2 separate regions of the Mus musculus genome follow, and region 2 is linked to region 1. A link is a loop called in an ENCODE intact Hi-C map of the cell type or tissue named here. Cell type or tissue: left cerebral cortex. All regions are shown on one strand. Links, peaks and the distances in the headings refer to the core of each region. The heading gives the core; the rest is flanking DNA.

Region 1 (9,140 bases), core at 678-8,677:
AATACTGTGTGGCAGGGTGTGCTGAGCCTCCCTCAGGGATCTGCATGCTTTCCTGAGAATGGACCATCACTTGTGAGTCCCTACGCTGACACTCCCCTGTCTTTTCTGGTCACAGCCTTCTGGATGATTCTGACTCTGGAAGTCACCAGCGCTTTCCTCTTGAATGAATGATGTCCTGTCTAAAGCTGAATAGCTGGGAGGCGAGGAGCACCTTCTTGGAGGGGGAAGGGTTTTCTTAGAGAATTAAATGTAGGGCTCGGCAGAGCTGCTGTGGCCGGCTGGCTCAGGAGTTGGTGACTCCGGCTTGGTTGTCCCCGAGGCATCTATTGTTCCTGGAATAGCTGGACAATCTGTTCCAGGCAAGGAAGAAAACACACCAAAGCAATAGGATGACTTCGTTATGAGTGCAGTTGTAATCCCAGCATCCTTTGCAAGTAATTACACTTGCAGTCATGAACCCGAACCTCAGCTTGGTGCTAATATGAACCTATCCTTCCAATTGATATATGTTGAGCGTGCACATGGGTATTGTTCTAAATGGTTTTGGCTTTCTGTACCTTGCTGTATTACAAAGAGTCCTAAACTCCCCCCCCCCCCCCACACACACACAGTGTTTCCTTCTTCAGGCGCCCAATCAGAGGTAGATCTTTCTGCTTCTCCTCAGCCTTGCTCACTCCCTCATGCTTCTCTCCCTGTAGTTGCTTTCTTTCCACCCTGGGGAGATGCTGCTTTCTCATTCAGTGGCTACAGTGCTCTTAGCTCCAGCTTGTGGCCCTGCCCTCCAGCACTGCAGTGCTTGGTCTGCCCTACCCTGTGTTATGTTAACAGTGCTTTGTGAAGGTGTCACTAATGTGTGGTATGGCAGAGCGTGTACATTCTAGCAGCTGGATGATTTTCAACAGGTTTGGCAGTACACTCCGAGCGTAGGTATGCCCTCTGAAAATGAGTTGTCAGGTGGTGTACCGGAACCACATATTGTGTTCCTGAAAGCCGAGGTGGTCTTGTGGTGCAAGTAAAAACAACCATAACAGAACATCCTGTTTTACCAAAAAATTCTTTTTTGCTAGTAAAAGGATGTATGAAGCACAGTCGTCAGAGCTTTAGAGGTAGCTCAGTCTCTGAATTTGATCTCCAGAACCCACAATAGGAAAAGCCAGCTGTGGTGGCGGGCGCTTGTAATCCTGACATTGTGGGGTGGAGACGAAGTAGTTCCCTTGTTCTCATACACCAGCCAGCTATTCTACTCAATGAATTACAGGCCAGTGAGAGACCCTGCCTCTAAAGACAGAGTGGTTGCTGTCTGAGGAATGACCCAGAGGTTGACACCTGTTCTCTATAAACGTGCACAATATTTGTTTGGACACCTGTACATATGCAATTTCACGTTCACGAACACACACGTATGTGTACTCATATAAACACATATACAAAAAAAGAAAATTATGAAAGGTATAAGATAGGAAATGCACAACCCAGGAGCATACATACTATCAGATATAATGGGCCGAATATCACCTATGTGCTATGATCTCACATGACTGTCAGCACAGTAAATTACAATCAGTTCATCCACGGTGGGACATCATGATGGCTGTGAGGTCTGTGGGCAGCAGGAAGTTCAATGGTCATCTGACATGTGTGACACATCAACAACCAGATGCTACGTATGTGGCTGCATCTGCACCTGTATGGTCATCTCCCACTCCAAGATTCAGGTCTCCATCTCCAGTCCGCTTCCTTTTGCCCACTTTCTAGTGAGTCCCTGTCCATCAGAGATAGCCACTACATAGGTTGTTTTAAATCCGGGGATCAGTAGAACCCAGGTGGAGCCTCAGTAGAATCACACAGTCTTGTCCCGTGCCCAGCTTTCTTCATTCATTTCAAAGGGTTTTGAGATTTGTCTGTGTATCTCTTAAATTGCCTTTTTCTTTGCATTTCTTTATGTTTTATTTTTTAAGATGTTTGTGGGTAGCTGGGTGGTGGTGGCGGCGGCGCACGCCTTTAATCCCAGCACTTGGGAGGCAGAGGCAGGCAGAATTGAGGCCAGCCTGGTCTACAAAGTGAGTTCCAGGACAGCCAGGACAACACCAAGAAACCCTGTCTCAAAAAACCAAAAAACAACAACAACAAAAAAGATGTGTGTGTGTGTGTGTGTGTGTGTGTGTGTGTGTGCGGGAGCCCACAGAATCCAAAGATAGAATCTGCATTGTACCTGACATGGGTGCTGGGAAACCAGCTTCCGTCCTTGCCAGAGCAATAGTTCCAATCTACTGATCCTAGTCGCCAGCCCTCTTCTTTTTTAACAGCTGCAGCCCTCTTCTTTTTTAACAGCTGCAGGGACCTGTTAGTTCCCCTGTTTGAACTGCCCCCATGTCATTGTTTTTAAAAGTTGTGGTGAGTGTATGTAACAAAACTATCTCCTTTAGTAGCCACTGATGCAAGAGTGCAGTTTCGTGACATTGATGACTTTCACAATGCTATGTAACTACCACCACTGTTTCCAAAGCTTTAGCACTAGAAACAACCCGTGTAACCTCGAAGACCTCACCAATTCTGTCTTCCCCCAGTCCCGGCTCTCTAGCCTACTCTGATTTGCTTACTCTGTGTTTCACATAAACAGACTGAGGTGGTTTGAATGAGCAATGGTATCACGCTCCTCAGGTCAAGTGATTGGATGAGCAATCCTGCCATGCCCCTCAGGTCAGGTGATTGGATGAGCAATCCTGCCACGCCCCTCAGGTCAGGTGATTGAATGAGCAACCTGCCACGCCCCTCAGGTCAGGTGATGAATGAACAATCCCACTCCCCTCCTCAGGTCAGGTGTTTGAGCACTTGTCACTAGTTGATTGTGCTGTTTGAGGAGGTCACCAGACCGTTAGGATGTACCGTCTTGCTGGAAGGAAGACAGCACTGGGCGTGGGCTTTGATAGTTTATAGCTCACTACATTTGCAGTTAGCTCTCCCAGCTTTCTGTGTGACAAAATGTGACCAACCGTCTTGCTCCTGGCGCCCACTGCCATGTTTTTCTTGCCATTATGGACTCCCCCTTTGGAACCATAAACCAACAAAAACCCTAACTTTGAGTCTTTGTTGTTGCTGTCTTGTTTTTGTTTTGTTTTGTTTTTTGGTTGCAAATTATTTTACCCCAGCAATGAAAAATGCACATGGGGATATATGTGCCCCTCTGTGCCTGGCTTATGTCACTTGCACACTATTCTCCAGGTTCATGTATGCTGTGGCATGTATTGGAGTTCCATTTCCTCATAGAGTGGAGAAAGAGTCTTGTGTGTGTGTGTGTGTACACCACACTTTGCTTATCCATTTGCTGACGCCTTGGGTGTTTGAGTTATTGTGAGCAAGGCAGCTGTGAACACGAGTGCCCAGGTCTCTCCTGGAATCCCTGCTTTGAACCTCCTCAGATGAGTACTTCAGACTGGTACAACTGAGTTATATGGCAGCAAGCCTTCCCGGGGGTTTGGCTGGTTCAGTAGAATATTTGAAATCCGTCAGTGTTGTTGCGTGTAGCAAGATTTTCTTCGTCTATTGTTAAAGCTGTTTCCTACATTTGTGTATGTGCAGGTTTACTCACTTGATTCCCCTTTCACCTTTCTTCCGTCCCATCGCCCCCTCCCCTCCCCTCCCCTCCCCTCCCCTCCCCTCCCCTCCCCTCCCCTCCCCTCCCCTCCCCTCCCCTCCCCTCCCCTCCCCTCCCCTCCCGCCCCAGCTGAGAGAAAGTATGATCTGTCATACCAGCTTCGTTAGGCTTCTTGGTGATGAACATCCACACTGTTTGTCATTTGGGGCTGTGAGTTATGAATCAGGCTCCCGATGTTCTTGTATCCGTCTTAATTTGGGTACAGATATTCTTTCTCTGGAGCGTGTCTCTGAGTGGCACTGCTGTGTCATGAGGCAGGCACATGCTAAGCTTTAACAGAGACTGGCTTCCCAGTGGTGTTCACACCCCCGTCTGCTGGGAACATGCGCGCCCCACACCCTTGCCAACATTTGGTATTGTCAGTCTTTTTAATTTTAGCCTCTCTGGTGGGTGTGCGTTGCTGTCTCTTTGCGGGTTTGATTTGCATCTCCCCGGTGACTCAGGATATTGAACACCTTCACATTTGGAAAAAAAGGTTATAATTTAAATTCTTTTACATAAAGAAAGCGCATTAGGAGACATTAACGAACACCTGTAAGCACAGACATTCCAAAGCCCAGAATGTCTCATCGAAGTCATCTACCCTGACAGCTATGAGTCAGACAGACAGATGTCCGTTTCAGTTACGTCTGAAATCACAAATGAGGCAGTAGCCTGGGTTTTTGTTTTTTGTTTAAAAAGCAGACAGGAGCATGTATTTAAAGACTATTTTAAAAATAAAAGAAAATGGAAGGCTATCTTTCCTCCTCACCTCCCATTGGAGAGCCAGGCTTTCAGGGGGAAAGTCTAATTGCACTCCATGCTGGGAGGACCGTACTGTGGTTCTCCCTGACTTAGCCTCGGCCCTGATTGTGAACCACCTTGACCTGGAGGCTTCTCTGCAATTGTGACATGGTCCTATCCTTCCTGCCTAAGAAGTTTCTGCCTGCTCTGTGCCAACCCCTCTCAAAGCATGGCTGGTTTCCACCTGCTGTGCACCACCCGCTGTCCCCTGAGTCACCTCATATTGCATTGTTTACTTCCTGGGCTCCTTCCCTAGACCCAGTTTCCCCAGAGGAAGGACCACACACACACACACACACACACACACACACACACACACACACACACGCATCTTCTGGGTTCCTCTTCCTATTTCTACACACTACCAGAGCCTAGCTGGTGACCAGTCCCTGCTGGTAGGGTAGTATATGGAGACGGTTCTAGAGGCAGTGTGACACCCCTCCCAGGAGCTGATTTTCTGTGTATATTTGTCTAGCTACTCAGTCTTAGCAGATAGAACTATACCTATGTATTCTTAAATCTAGAAGACAAAATACAAGCCACCATTTCCTGACCTTTCTTCATGACCTTTTGCCCTGTTGGCCACAGGGCTATCATTTGCTCTCAGCGATGCAGCCTGCTTGCTGGTAGTATCATGAAGGAGGCATTTGAGGGTGACTGTGGGTCTGTAGATTGGAAATAGGTAAGAATTTATTAGGATATACCATGAGAAAGACAGGACCAGGCAAGAGAGTAGATGTGCCTCTTCACTAAAATTAAACAGAGCACAGTTAAAGGAAAACAAAGGAAGGTGCAGGGGACCGTGTCTGGTGTTGCTGAAGGAGAAGTGTGTGGATTTGGGTTCCCGGGCAGTGCGAGCATCTTCACTGCCCAGCCGAGAGCCTTCTCGCTCACCCAGCATTCTTGCCTGCATCTTCTGGCCTCATGTCCTTTCACTGCTCAGCTGAGAGCCTCATTCACCCCACAGCCCTGTCCCATCTCTTCCTGCCTCAGGTCCCACAGGCCACTTGGGAGCTTATTAAAGAATGTATGCTCTGACTCTGGGGGCCGGGGCTGAGGCCTGAGGTGTGCCTTTCTCTCCAGCTCCTGGCAACACTGATGCTATCGGTCCAGAGACCTCCCTTGAGTGGCTGGAGCAGAGCGTGAATCCAACTGGGTTAGTCTGAGGGACTCATCAGCCACCTTGTTCATTCTCCACCCTTTGCGTTGGTTGTGTTGAATCCTGCCGCCCATCATCTAGTATAAACCAGCCTGGTGCATCCAGCTCGGTATTTGTGAAGATATTGTCTTTCAAAAAGTTGTGGGGAGACTGGGAGATTGTTTAAGGTATTACGCGCTTGCCAGGCAAGCATAAGGACCTGAGGTGGGATTTCCAGCACTCGCCTCAAAATGTCAGGAGCTCTGGAGTCTGGGGCAAGTAACAGATGGGCCCCAAGGGTTTATTGACCAGGCAGATTAGCTAATCGGTGAGTATCCGGTTCAGTGAAAAGACACGGTGCCAAAAATAAGTTGGGGACAGGCTGACTTAGACCTCAGTCGCTAGTCTCCATGTATACATACATGTGTGTGTGCACATGCGCTTATCACACACAGGCGCATGCACCGATGTACACATAGAGACGACCATACACAGACACACTAAGTAGACTGAGTTGATGTCTGAGGGCCTGCAGATAAAGAAATGGGAAATGCTTGCAGATAGCCCAATGTGTTCTATGTGTTCAAAGGGGTTTAATTCTTTGAGTCTGACACTACTGGGCAATTTAGGTTCCTATATTGAATTGTATGGAGTTTTTTTCTTCCCCCAGAAGTCCATAAAGTTGATCATAAGCTATAGCCTTTGAGAGGTTCAGTTTCTTATTCCCTTATTGGTTGACGGCTGGTGTGGTAAGCTTATCAGGACCGCCCCTCTATTTTCTGTGGAACAAAAGGCAGCTTTCTCTCTCTTGTAGTGTGTCTTCACAACTCATGCACTTACTAAAGGCATGCCATGAGGAGCTTTGCTGAAGGTTTTGTTTTCTTAAATAAGTTTCTGATTATTAAACAGGACCAACCATTCATTACTGAAGAATGAGGCTTACTACTATTGAAGAAAAATGACATCATTCAGACCAGTCATGCTGAAATCCTGGGGATTTTCTTCCTGGTCCCCCCACCCCCTGTTGAATTGTTAACACTTAATTTTTCAGTTGTTGGGCTGGTGAGATGGCTCAGTGGGTAAGAGCACCCGACTGCTCTTCCGAAGGTCCAGAGTTCAAATCCCAGCAACCACATGGTGGCTCACAACCACCCGTAACGAGATCTGAAGCCCTCTTCTGGTGTGTCTGAAGACAGCTATGGTGTACTTACATGTAGTAAATAAATAAATCTTTAAAAAATTTTTTTTCAGTTGTTTTTAGAAAAGCTTACTTGTTTTTACTTTATTTTACTATTTAATGCTCTCTTCATGATTAAATTTCTTCATACATATCATTTTAAATGCTTAATGAAGTCATACAATAGAAAAATTGTTCCTTAACTCTTTGTTCTAGTTTAAAAAGAACTTTTTTTGAGAGGGGGCAGGAACCAGCATTGATCTCATGTCTTCTAAGCATATAACAAATCCTGGTTGAAGCCTAGAGGGAAATTTCCAAGCTAAGTAGCATTAATTATATGTAGTTAGCCACAATTAATATAACTTCCAGTAATTTTTTCATGGCTATTGACATGACAACGATCATCCTGTATTTTAGTATGTTGGTTACTTCTCTTACCAAGTACTACCAAGTGCCCAACAAGAAGCAACTTAAAGTGAAAGACTTTTGGTTCATGGTTCAGGGATGCCACGCCTCTAGTCAGGGATGGGCTGACAGAGGGACCAGGTCATGCCTAGTGTTGGGAGCTGCTTGCTCACATCTGGGCAGATGAAAGGATGGGTGGAATTCAGCTGGAGTTTTCCTTTTAATTCAGCCTGGAACCCTAGTTCATGGGAGGGTACCACTTAGGGTAGACCGTCACCTCTCAGTTAAACCTCTCTGGAAACACTTGACGTACAAAGCCCCGAGGTAGATGCTAGTAATGCCCTCGGCCAGTGTGTCTCAACCTGTGGGTCACTATTCCTTTGGGGGATTGAAGGACTCTTTCACAGGGGTCTCCTAAGACCATTGGAAAACACAGATATTTATATTATGATTCATAACAGTGGCACATTACAAGTATGAAGAACCAACAGAAATAATTTTATGGTTGGGGGTCACCACAACATGAGGAACTGTGTTAAAGGGTAGCAGCATTGGGAAGGTTGAGAACCGCTACCCTAGTCATCTCTTAATCCAACCAGGTTGCCGGTAAGGTTCATCATTCCAAGCTTACCTCTGGTCAACTTGACACCCAAATGTATCACCTCAAGTTGTAACCATCAAGCCCAGGGCTCCAGATTCGTAAGTGGATCCCAATACAGCAGGCATTAGTCCATCTCTAGAGTCCCCACAGTCTTAGCGTCCTAACTTGTTACAAAACTCAAAGTTCAAAGTCATCCCAAAGACTCAAAATAGTCTCTTAGCTGTCAGCTCTATGAGCATCAAGAGCGAGTTAGATACTGCTATGTTTTCAGTGTGAAATATCTCCATAGGCCTCCATAAGTTCCCAACCTTCCTAACTCTGCCACCCTTAAATTACAGTTTCGCACGTTGTGCGGATACCCCCCAACCATAAAATTATTTTCATTGCTATTTCATAACGGCAATTTTGCTACAGTTATGAATCGTAATGTAAATATCTGTTTTTCTATGGTTTTAGGCAATTCCGGTGAAAGAGTCATTTGATACTGCCCCCCCCCCAACCTTCCTCCACCCTCCCACTTCCATGCCCAAAGAGGTCATGACCCATAGGTTGAAAACTGCTACCATAGTCTTTTTGTTTGAGATAGAGTCTCACTATGTAGCCCTGGCTGGCCTGGGACTCACTATGAAGACCAGGCTAACCTGGGACTCACATCTGCCTGCCTCTGTCTCCTGCATGCTGGAGTGAAAGGTGGAAAGATGTGCGGTGCCTGGTTTGTGGGCTCTTTGTTTTGGCTCGTGGTCTCCGGCTGTAGTACTTTGAGGTATAACCTCACTGGAAGAAGTGGGTTTCTGGGGCCCAGGCTTTGAGGTTTTAGAGCTTGGCTCTACTTCCTGTCTTCTTTCTGCTTTCGGACTGAAGGTACAATGTGAGAAGCTGTCTCCTGCTGACGTCAGGGCTCCCCCACCAGAGCTGATTGTACCCCTTACTCAACTGACAGGGGGAAACAAAGCTTTCCTCTGAGGTGGATTATTGTCAGGTATTTAGTTACAGTGAAAAGAGAAGTGACTGATACACACACTTCCAGGATACAGAGGTACAGAGTAAGCATTCCTGTTCCAGAAGGGGGGTGGGGCAGAAGCTTAGCAAGACCTCGAATATGAAACTCCATGTTTGTCATTCATGGCTCATGGTGGCATCATCTGGGCTCCAGCGGGCTTGAGTGGCCCTGTCTCTCAGACTCTGTTGCTTGGGTCACATGGGGCCTCTCTCTTGAGGCACTCCAGTTGTGTCTGTGTCTTGCCTCATGAATGTCCTCATGAAGTAGCTGGTATCCTGGATATCTTTGGTATATTGTGGTATCTCCTGTAACTTTGAGATACTTCTGAGAATATTGAGTGTTACTTGGGTCAGAGAGAAACACTGGGCAGTGTTTTTTGCT
Region 2 (9,140 bases), core at 469-8,468, 61 kb before region 1:
GGCCCTCTCAGCCTTTGCACTGTAGCTTCAAGATGGCACCTGCCCCCAGGACCCCTGCCTGAACGAAGAGTCTTGGTGACATGACTGGGATCACACCTGGTGGGGACCTTGAAGATCTTAGAATTGGACTCTGACATTACCGACAACTATGTACTGCAGAGCAGCCTTGCATCCTTGGTAACCTCAGTCCCTTGGGGCAGCCTGACTTGGGAATGGTGCTGCTATTGTTGACCTCGCTGGTCACTGACCCCGTTTGTGATAGTCCTGGATGCAGCGGGCACCATTTGCTCTAGCCGATTACTGGTACAGTCAAGCACTTTGACTCGCTTCTGACTCTTGGGGGGGCTCCTGGGGGAGGGTCTAGCCTGCCTATGGGGTGCTGGTTTACCCTGCTTTCATTTGGGAATTCTCTTCCACCCCAAAACACTGGCTCCTTGTCAGTTTTCAATCATGGGACTGTGAACTCAACTTGTGGGTCTGCGGCATGTCCCCATAGGAAGCCCCAGGAATGGGCCTTAGTGACACAAGCCTGTGACTGGACCTGCCTCAAGGACCCAGAACTGAGAGCACATGTGTCTCAGGGGTCCCAGTCTGGGAGCCGCTTTCAAACCTTGTGGCACACTATTTCCAGTATGTTCCCATTAAAAAACCATGCTCCCCACAACAACAACAACAACACAACAACAGCAGCAGCAGCAAACCCAGATGCCATTCTCTGATGGCCGATTTGAATTCTAGAAACAGCTGAGTCTGGGGATCCAGGCTGGCGATTCATTTTGGAACACACATGTGGTTTTTTAAGTGGGAATCGAGGAATGCTTTTATGTCTGTCAAACTGGTCTTCCTAAGAGACTCCCAACCTGATATTCTAAATCTAATGCTGATTCCCTCAATAGAGGCAGCATGCTGATTTAAAGTGCATCACTCAGAGATGGCTCAGTGGGTAAAGGCCCCTGTGGCTAAGCCCGATTCTCTAAGTGTGGTGGTTTGCATAGGAACAGTACCCAGGGACTCAGGTATTTGAATGCTTGACCCAAAGGGAGTGGCACTATTAGGAAGTGTGGTCTTGCTGGAGGGGGTGTGGCCTTATTGCTCAAGCTCAGCTCCGTGTGGCTTTAGCAGTCTCCTTCTGCTGCCTGCAGATGAAGATGTAGAACTCCCAGCTCCTCCCCCAGCACCACGTCTGCCTGCACACTGCCATGCTTCCTGCCATGATAATAATGGACTGAACCTCTGAAACTGTAAGCCAGCCCCAATGAAATGCTTTTTCTTTATAAGAGTTTCTGTGATCATGGAGTCTCTTTACAGCAAGAAAACCCCAGCTAGGACCCTAAGTTTTATCCCCAACACCTGTACAGAGGAGAGAACCAGCTCTCACAAGCTCTCCTCTGACCTCCAAACACACTCTGTGGTATGATGCCCCAATAAATAAATAAATAAATAAATAAATAAATAAATGTGTCTTTTAAAAGTATGTCTCTCCAGATAACAGGGCCAGCATCTATGTGGGAAGTTCTCTGTGAGAGCTTGGTCCGCGCCCCCTCCCCCATGGTAAGGCATGCTAGTTTCATAAAGAAATAAGTTTTGGTGTCCAGTGACAGGTACCACTTCTTGTTCTCTGTGTCTTCAGAGGGAGTTCCTGCTGAACCCTGCCACACGAAAAAGATGAAATGTATTTACTGGAATTAAACATTTGTGAGATTCAAGTTGGGATTTATTTCCAAGACTCTCTCCTAAGTAGTGACATTCAGGTCACCTTGAGTTTCTGTGGCAAACTCATTATCAGTCACCCCATGACCACATCTCCCCTCTGCCTTCCGAGGAGGCCTGCAGCTATTGTGCTGAAATTTATTTCCCTTGCAGCCAGAGACATACTAAGCAGAAGCAGAAGCCAACCGATTCCTGCAAAACTTGGGTTTCCTGGTAGGAGGCACAAATATGGGTGCACTTTTCTCCCACGTCTTGCTGTTTCAAAGGTACATGGAATATCTGGAGCAACAGAAGCCCTATGAAAACAGGAAACAAGCCTTAACACCAGGAGCCCAACTGACAAAGATAGACACAAAGCTGGGTCCTTCGTGACAGCAGACATGACCAGGAGAACCTGTGCGGGCCACCGCCTCGTCTCTTAGCATCAGACCCACAAGGAATTATCACAGACTATTCCTCCACTCAGGAAATGCTAAGTGAAGCCTTGGGGCAGGTGAGGACACCCCAAATACTCAGGGGACGGATGAGAAGAATCAGAGATCATAAGGTTAACAGATCTTGTTAAAGAATTTTGGAACCAGAGGCTCTAACGTGTAATATTATCTCTGACTTACAAAACACACTCAAGCAACTTCACATCATAGTGTTGGGGTGGCCATGGTAAAGATGACACCTGCAACCGAGCACTCAGGAAGCTGAGGCAGGAGAAACTTCAGTTTGAAGCCAGCTTGGAGTTGCTCGTGCCTCAGATGCTGGAGGCAGGAACCGGATTGTGCTGATTAAGGTTCCTGTCAGGGAGTGAGAAAGAAGTCTCAAGGAGCTCTGCCTGGATTGCCTCAGCCCATTACCAGGGTCGCCATTACCAAGGTCTTAATCTCAATCTTCATTACACCTGAACCCCAAATCTCAGACACACAGCAGGTGGGACAGATTGGCCTCCTAAGGCTTCCATTGCCCATCACACCAGTTCTGTGCCTCGCACGACTGTACTCAACCCACGAGTTCTTACCATGTCAGTGAAGAGCTTCGGGTTATAAGGGAGGTTGACCCCTTCTCCCCCCACCTATTTTCCCCCTCCTCTGTCTCCGCCCTCAACTTCTCTCCCTCTATTCTTTCCTTCCTGTGGGGTTGACTATATAACCTTGCCTTTGCTCTGTGAGTTTAGGACCCTGAGCCGTATAGAGAACCTGCCAGCTAAGAGCTGTTGAAAGAGACAGTAATAGATGGGAAGCCACCATGATTCCACTAATGCTGTGTCCATGAGAAACCCACCCAGGGCTGTCTGTCCATTCTCTCATCAGAAGAGAAAATGAGTTATGATCAAGCCACTCTGCTGAGGACAGTCACAGGATTGCCTTTCTCGTAGGAAATGTGCAGAGAGCCATCTCAAGGTTGCCTTTCGGATGCGGTAGTGGATTGAACATTCTCTCAACCTGAAAGGCATTTGAATTAGTTTCATTTCCACCCGAAGCATCCCAAAACCTGTGCTGTGGCCAAGTGAATGAGTCTGTAGGATGTGTGTAGGATGGCTGAGAACACACCAGAGCTTCGCAGGTCCAAACCTTCAGCTCTTATGTCACCGTCTCACATGGCATCCGCGAGCAAGCAGTGGCAGAGGCTAGATCACTCCACGCTGTGGGTGACTTGTGCCCACCACCTCACCGCTGAAGCACGACTCACTCCATCAGATGGCCAAATGGCTGATCTTTAGGAAATTAACGAGAGTACTAGAATAGGGTGGGCCTGACGCAGTACGCCTGCTGCTCTTAAAAAGTGAAAAAGCAACACTGTTCAAACCTCAATGTGTGAAGGATGACAGTGGGATTAATCTAGTTTGAGGTCCAAAAAATCGGTTTTAATATTTGAGTATGGAAGCTGGGCAGTGGTAGTGCACGCCTTTAATCCCAGCACTTGGGAGGCAGAGGCCAAGGCAGAGAGACCTCTGAGTTCGAGGCCAGCCTGATCTACAGAGCAAGTTCTAGAACAGCCAGGGTTACATATAGAGGGGCCAATATCAACTCCCCCCTCCAAAAATAAAAGTATTAGCCAGGCAGTGGTGGCACATGCCTTTAATTGCAGCTCTCAGGAGGCAGAGGCAGGTGGATGTCTGTGAGTTCAAGGTCAGCCAGGTCTACATAGTGAGTTCCAGGACAGTCAGGGCTATACACAGAGAAACCATTTTTCAAAAAAAAAAAAAAAAAAAAAAACCCAAAAAACAAAAAAAAACTGTACAGTGACAGATGATGTCCCCTCATGAGGTGGTGTGCTGTGCATTCCATGATATTATCATTTAGTGTAGAGGTGGGGGCTGGTCATGATGGCAACTGGATTTGTTTGGACAGCCAGATCTTTTTTTTTTTTTAATTAGGGGAGTGGGCCTCTAGGGATGGGTCTGGGGCCCTTACCACACAGCTCGTTCATTCCACCCCTGGAATCCCATGGTTTCTTCACATCTGAAAGCTGAGGGGCTGGAGGAGGGCTTCGAAGGCATCGTCTGCTCAGAGGCCAGGTCTGCCAGGTCCTCTGTGACTGTGCTGTCTCCCTGGTGATGTCTCACTCCCCCCAGAGACTGTCTGTCATCAAGGATGTCCTTGCACATCTTTGGTCATCCTTGGACAGACACTGCTCACCAGCAGCCACCTGAGGGTGGTCCTGATGATGTGCTGCGGCTGGAATGCGATGCTGGACCCTGCACATCTTTGGCATCTGCAGGACATGATCAGACTGCGTCAAGGCCAGGAGCCTCTGCTTGGTGACCCTAGCTCAAACTGATTGTCTGGACAAAGAGCTACAGGATCGTGGGTATGCCACCTAAAAGAAGCAAACACCCTCCACAGAGCAGGGCAGGGGCAGTGCTCAGCATTTGCAAAATGCTTCTGCTCTGGGTGGTTTTTGTTAGCTGTTTGTTTGTTTATTTTTAAAGATTTATTATGTATACATGCCTGCATGTATCCTGCAGGCCAGAAGAGGGCACCAGATCTCATTATAGACGGTTGTGACCCACCATGTGGTTGCTGGGAATTGAGACCTCTGGAAGAGCTGTCAGTGCTCTTAACCTCTGAGCCATCTCTCCAGCGCCCCAGCTATTTATTTTAAAACAGGGTCTCATGAAGCCCAGGCTGGGTGATAATGACCTTGACCTTGAACATCTGATCTTCCTGCCTCTACCTTCCCACTGTTGGAATTACTTATATAAGAGTCCATAGTGCAAGCAATGGAACCCAGCACTTCAGACATGCTAGACAAGTACCACTGAGCCACATTCCCAGCCTTTTATTAGCCTTTGACAAGCCTGATTAATATGGATAGTTAGTGTCGTCACAGAGAGGTGTCAACATACTCGGTATGTGAGCCCTCCAACTCACCGCATAGAGACCAAGAACAAAAAACCATGACTGGAAGGTCCAGGCCAATTCAGTAGCCTCTCCCCGGGGCAGCCAAGGCAAGGGCCACAGAGCCACAGCATGGTTGGACTCCCACGAGGAGAGCCCAGTTCTCCTGGCAGTCACCTTCCGAGTCCACTTGCTTCCCAGCCCCCCATCCTGGCCGGGTGATCTCAATGTGACAGAGGAGGGGCCTCCTCCCTGGCAGCTTAGTGTCCCCCCAGAACTAGAGCAGAGAGAGATTAGGGGTTGCTAATTTGGGACCAGGACTGATGTGCTATAAAAAGCAAGGAGGCTTTGGGATCTGCAAGCCATTTCAGAAATGCATCCCACACACAGAAAAGATGAAGTCAGTGGGATTTGTCTCTCTCTCTCTCTCTCGCTCTCTCTCTCTCTCTCTCTCTCTCTGTTCATCCTCCCTCTTTTAAAGATCCTCCTAGCACCTTCTCTGAACCCTTCACACCTTCGCTGATGTCCCTGCCAAAGAAGCTCTGGATGGAGGGGTCAGAGGTGACACACTCAGGCCTTTCAATCCAAGGCCGACAGACACCTCATCTGTCCTGGGAATCTGGGGATCCAGAAGCACACAAGAAAATTTGCAAAGGCTTGAATAAAGATATCAAGGAAGTGGATGTGGCTAGAGGGCTGGCCTTAGTGCGATGTCCCCACCAGGAACATTGGCATGTCAGAAAATAGCGTGAGGGGATCTCTAGGGGGACCCCCGTGAAAATCACCCTGAATTCTTGCCAGGGGAATTTCACGAATCTATGATTTTCACCCTGCTCCCCCCACTCTCTCTCTGTGTGTGTGTGTGTGTGTGTGTGTGTGTGTGTGAGTGTGTGTTTATGTGTGTGAGACAGCATGTGTGTGTGTGTGTGTGTGTGTGCGGAGGGCGGGGGAGGGAGCCCCAGGGATAGCTCAGTGTTCACTGGAAGGGAACTTCTCTCTGTCCATCAGAGCATCACATGGACTTTGGAGGGACCGGGACATCGGACTTTGCAAAGATTCTGTTTCTGCTCCAGGGCCAGCAGGTTGCTTGGGCCCCAGTCTTGACTAAACCAGTTCCAGGTCCTCTGAGGGAAGTGTGTAACAGATTTTGTTTGTTATTGTTTTTGTATTTTTTTGAGAGCAACCCCAAACTGTGTTTTCTCTTTCCCTGTCCATCATAGGCTACTTGGCATGTGAGGCAAACATTCCTCTCTACTAGCTATGAAGGAAATCCTGTGTGCTCAGTAAGAAATCCCAGGACGTTGTTTGGAACATAACATCTGCTGTGTAGCTACTGAGAGCAGTTATGAAGCAGTCGAGGATGGCAGAAAGGACAGGCAGGTGCTAAGGAAGGCAGAGCTCAGAAGAGCCACAACTCTGATCATTATATCACCATTTGATTCAGTAGGGAACCCCTGGGCTGGGGTCCTCAGTGTGGTAGGACCAAGAGCCTCTGATGACCCTCTTGAGACCTGAGCCTGCTTCTGTTCCTCTCAGACATAGGCCCAGGAGGGTCCTGGTTACAGGGTGGGGACAGGCAGTAGTGGACCAGGCACAATCCATCTCAGGCTGGTGCTTTATGGGGTGTCCTTGCCTTCTGATACTTTGTCTTGGGACCAAAGGTAGTGTCAGGCTGTCCATGAGCAAAAGCATCCTAGCCCAGTCTTCATGGGAAGTGGTGGACATGACCAGTGTGAGATAGCCTACTCACCTGGTCTCTTATGCTAATTACATTTAAGCTTTACGAACTCTGTGGTGTCACAGGATACTATACTGTAACAGTAGAATATGGGAGGAGATGCAGCTCAGTGGCAGAGCACTTTCCTGACCTTTATGAGGCTATGGATTCAATTCCCTGCCTCTTAAAAGACAAAAGAAACCAAATATAGGATGATAATAAAATAGTATGATGTCTACATACATATTATTATATAGTGTTAGAATAAAATGGTTATATGGTTTAATTTGTATAGAATATATATGTATATATATACATATATATATATATATATATATATCTTAATTACTTTTCTTACTACTCTAATAAAATACCTTGATGAAGGCAACTTAAGGGATAAGGGAGAAAAGTCAGAACACCATGGTAGGGAAGTTACAGTGGCAAGAGGCTGAGGAAGCTGGTCATGTTACATCCTCAATCATGAGCAGAGAGCCATGAATGCACACACAGTAGCATTCAGCTCAATCTCTCCACTTTACACAGCCCAGAATCCCTGTCTAGGGAATGGTGCCACCCACAGTGGGCAATTCTTCCCACCTCAGTTAACACTGTCAAGATAACCCTCCTCAGACATACCGGATTCTAAGTCCTGTCAAGTTGACAATAAACTACAACGTAACAGTATGCTATACTAGTTATTAACTTTCTGTTGGTAACAACTTCTGTAATCCAAAACATTGAAAAGATTATCATTTCAACACATAACCAACATAAACGTGTTAGCAAAGTATACATACTTTTGTTACTAAATCTTAAAATTTCTCTCTGCATGTTCATCTTCCAGCACCTCTCTAATTAGGACAGCTACAATCCAGGTGATTTGTAGCTCTACATGGTAAGTGGTTGCCATTCTGTAAGCGCAGCTAGGATGCCTCTGACGCTTGGTCTCTGTGAGGTTGAATGCCCTTCCTCCAAGCACCGCTCCTCAGCACCGAGCAGGAAAGAGATGTTGAGAAACATCAAGGCTACAGAAGAAAGCCGCTAAAGTTAAATATCACTTCCCACCTGGTACTTTGCAGGGAGCCAATAACCAACTCTCAACCAATACAATCATGCTGTCACCATGCTAACGAAGGTTTAAAATACCTTCCTATGCTTCTAGATGCCCCTTCGGCGGGTCCTGCTCCCAATGCCTCTGATCAAGGGTCAGTCTCTGCACCTCAAGAGTGCAGCTTGCTCTGGGATCATTTACAGCCTCCAGACTTTTTATTTCTTAGGTTTAAATGCACGAGTGTGCCCTCCACCCACCGCAAGCATGTCCATCACCTTTCCAGCTGAAGGAATTGCCATGGACAGGTGACACTTTTGTGTGTTTGTGTGAGGATGTGTATACACAAGTGCAGTTGCCCTTAGAGGCAAGAAGAGAGGATCGCATTCCCTAGAGCAGGAGTTACTGGTGGTTGTGAGCTGCCTGGTGTGAGTGCTGGGTCCTCTGCAGGAGCAGTATGAGTTCTTGACCTCTGAGCTATCTCTCCCTCAGGTGACATCCTAATTTCCACTCATTTCAGCTTTGTGGAATGTGCTGGTGACTGGCATTCTTAAACAGGAAAGAGGAGGTCTGCTTCTGAACCAGATAAGACGGTGTCCAGCAAAATCCATGGGCCACTCACCATGGTCTCCTGAGCCCTAACAGCCTGCACTGTTTTTGACAGGACACTCTGGGAGGGCCCAGGGCTGCAAAATTCGGAAGAAATGTAGAGTCTTGGAAATCACTGAGTGGTTCTCATGCTTCAAGAAACAGAAAGCAGGACACAGGAGCCTCTGCCAGGGTTTCTCTCCTGTCCCTTTTTACATAAATTCTTATGTAACCCAGCACCTGCTCTATACAGGGCCATCTCAGCCTTCCCTGTGTTAACTAGCAGCCCACACTCACTGTCACAGACTCCTACGTCCTCACATTCTTCCTCACGCATACACATATGGCCGCAATTCCGGGAACACTTATGCACACAATTATACTCTGACATACACTCTCTCCGTGTGTCTCTCTCTGTTTCTGTTTTCTATCTGTTTCTTTCTCTCTCTGACTCTCTCACACACACCCCTTCCTCCTCGGTCTTCTACATGGAACTAGATGGCCAGTGTTTGTCAGTGTATGGATGTGTACAAGGTGTGCAAGAGTGTGTGTCTGAAAGAATGTGGGTGTGTGAGTGTAACTGAGTGTGAATGTTTGAGAAGTGTGGGTCAGGGGCGTGAGAAGATGTGTGTGTGTGTGTGTGTGTGTGTGTGTGTGTGTGTGTGTGTTAAGTGTGTGATTATACAGCAGAATGATCTGTGAGTGTTTGGGGACTTCAGGAAGGAACCAGACTCCTTTCTCAACA

What was found. Peaks named below come from ENCODE experiments on the same cell type or tissue, not always from the same donor. Only the 100,000 strongest peaks of a DNase experiment are listed, where the experiment ranks them.
Region 2: a loop joins it to region 1, with 9 times the contacts of the local background. A loop is called at or near these places in 4 of 42 quality-filtered maps.

What each region holds. Positions count from the first base shown.
Region 1 is chr15:31,332,426-31,341,565 of GRCm38, reverse strand. The region is part of intron 1 of Ankrd33b (ankyrin repeat domain 33B); the gene reads left to right. Among named protein-coding and RNA genes, the nearest start is that of Ankrd33b, 31 kb to the left of the region's middle. In left cerebral cortex, for the core only: no CTCF peak of the experiment used is centred there; DNase peaks (open chromatin) are centred at 2,857, 3,405, 3,958 and 4,579; H3K27ac peaks cover 3,410 bases.
Region 2 is chr15:31,393,110-31,402,249 of GRCm38, reverse strand. It overlaps Gm41286 (a long non-coding RNA gene), which reads left to right. Exons shown (of 3, transcript XR_875100.1): 3 at 1-1,188. Among named protein-coding and RNA genes, the nearest start is that of Gm41286, 11 kb to the left of the region's middle. In left cerebral cortex, for the core only: a CTCF peak has its summit at 4,677 (motif pointing right); DNase peaks (open chromatin) are centred at 4,359, 5,338, 6,252, 7,805 and 3 more places; H3K27ac peaks cover 6,691 bases.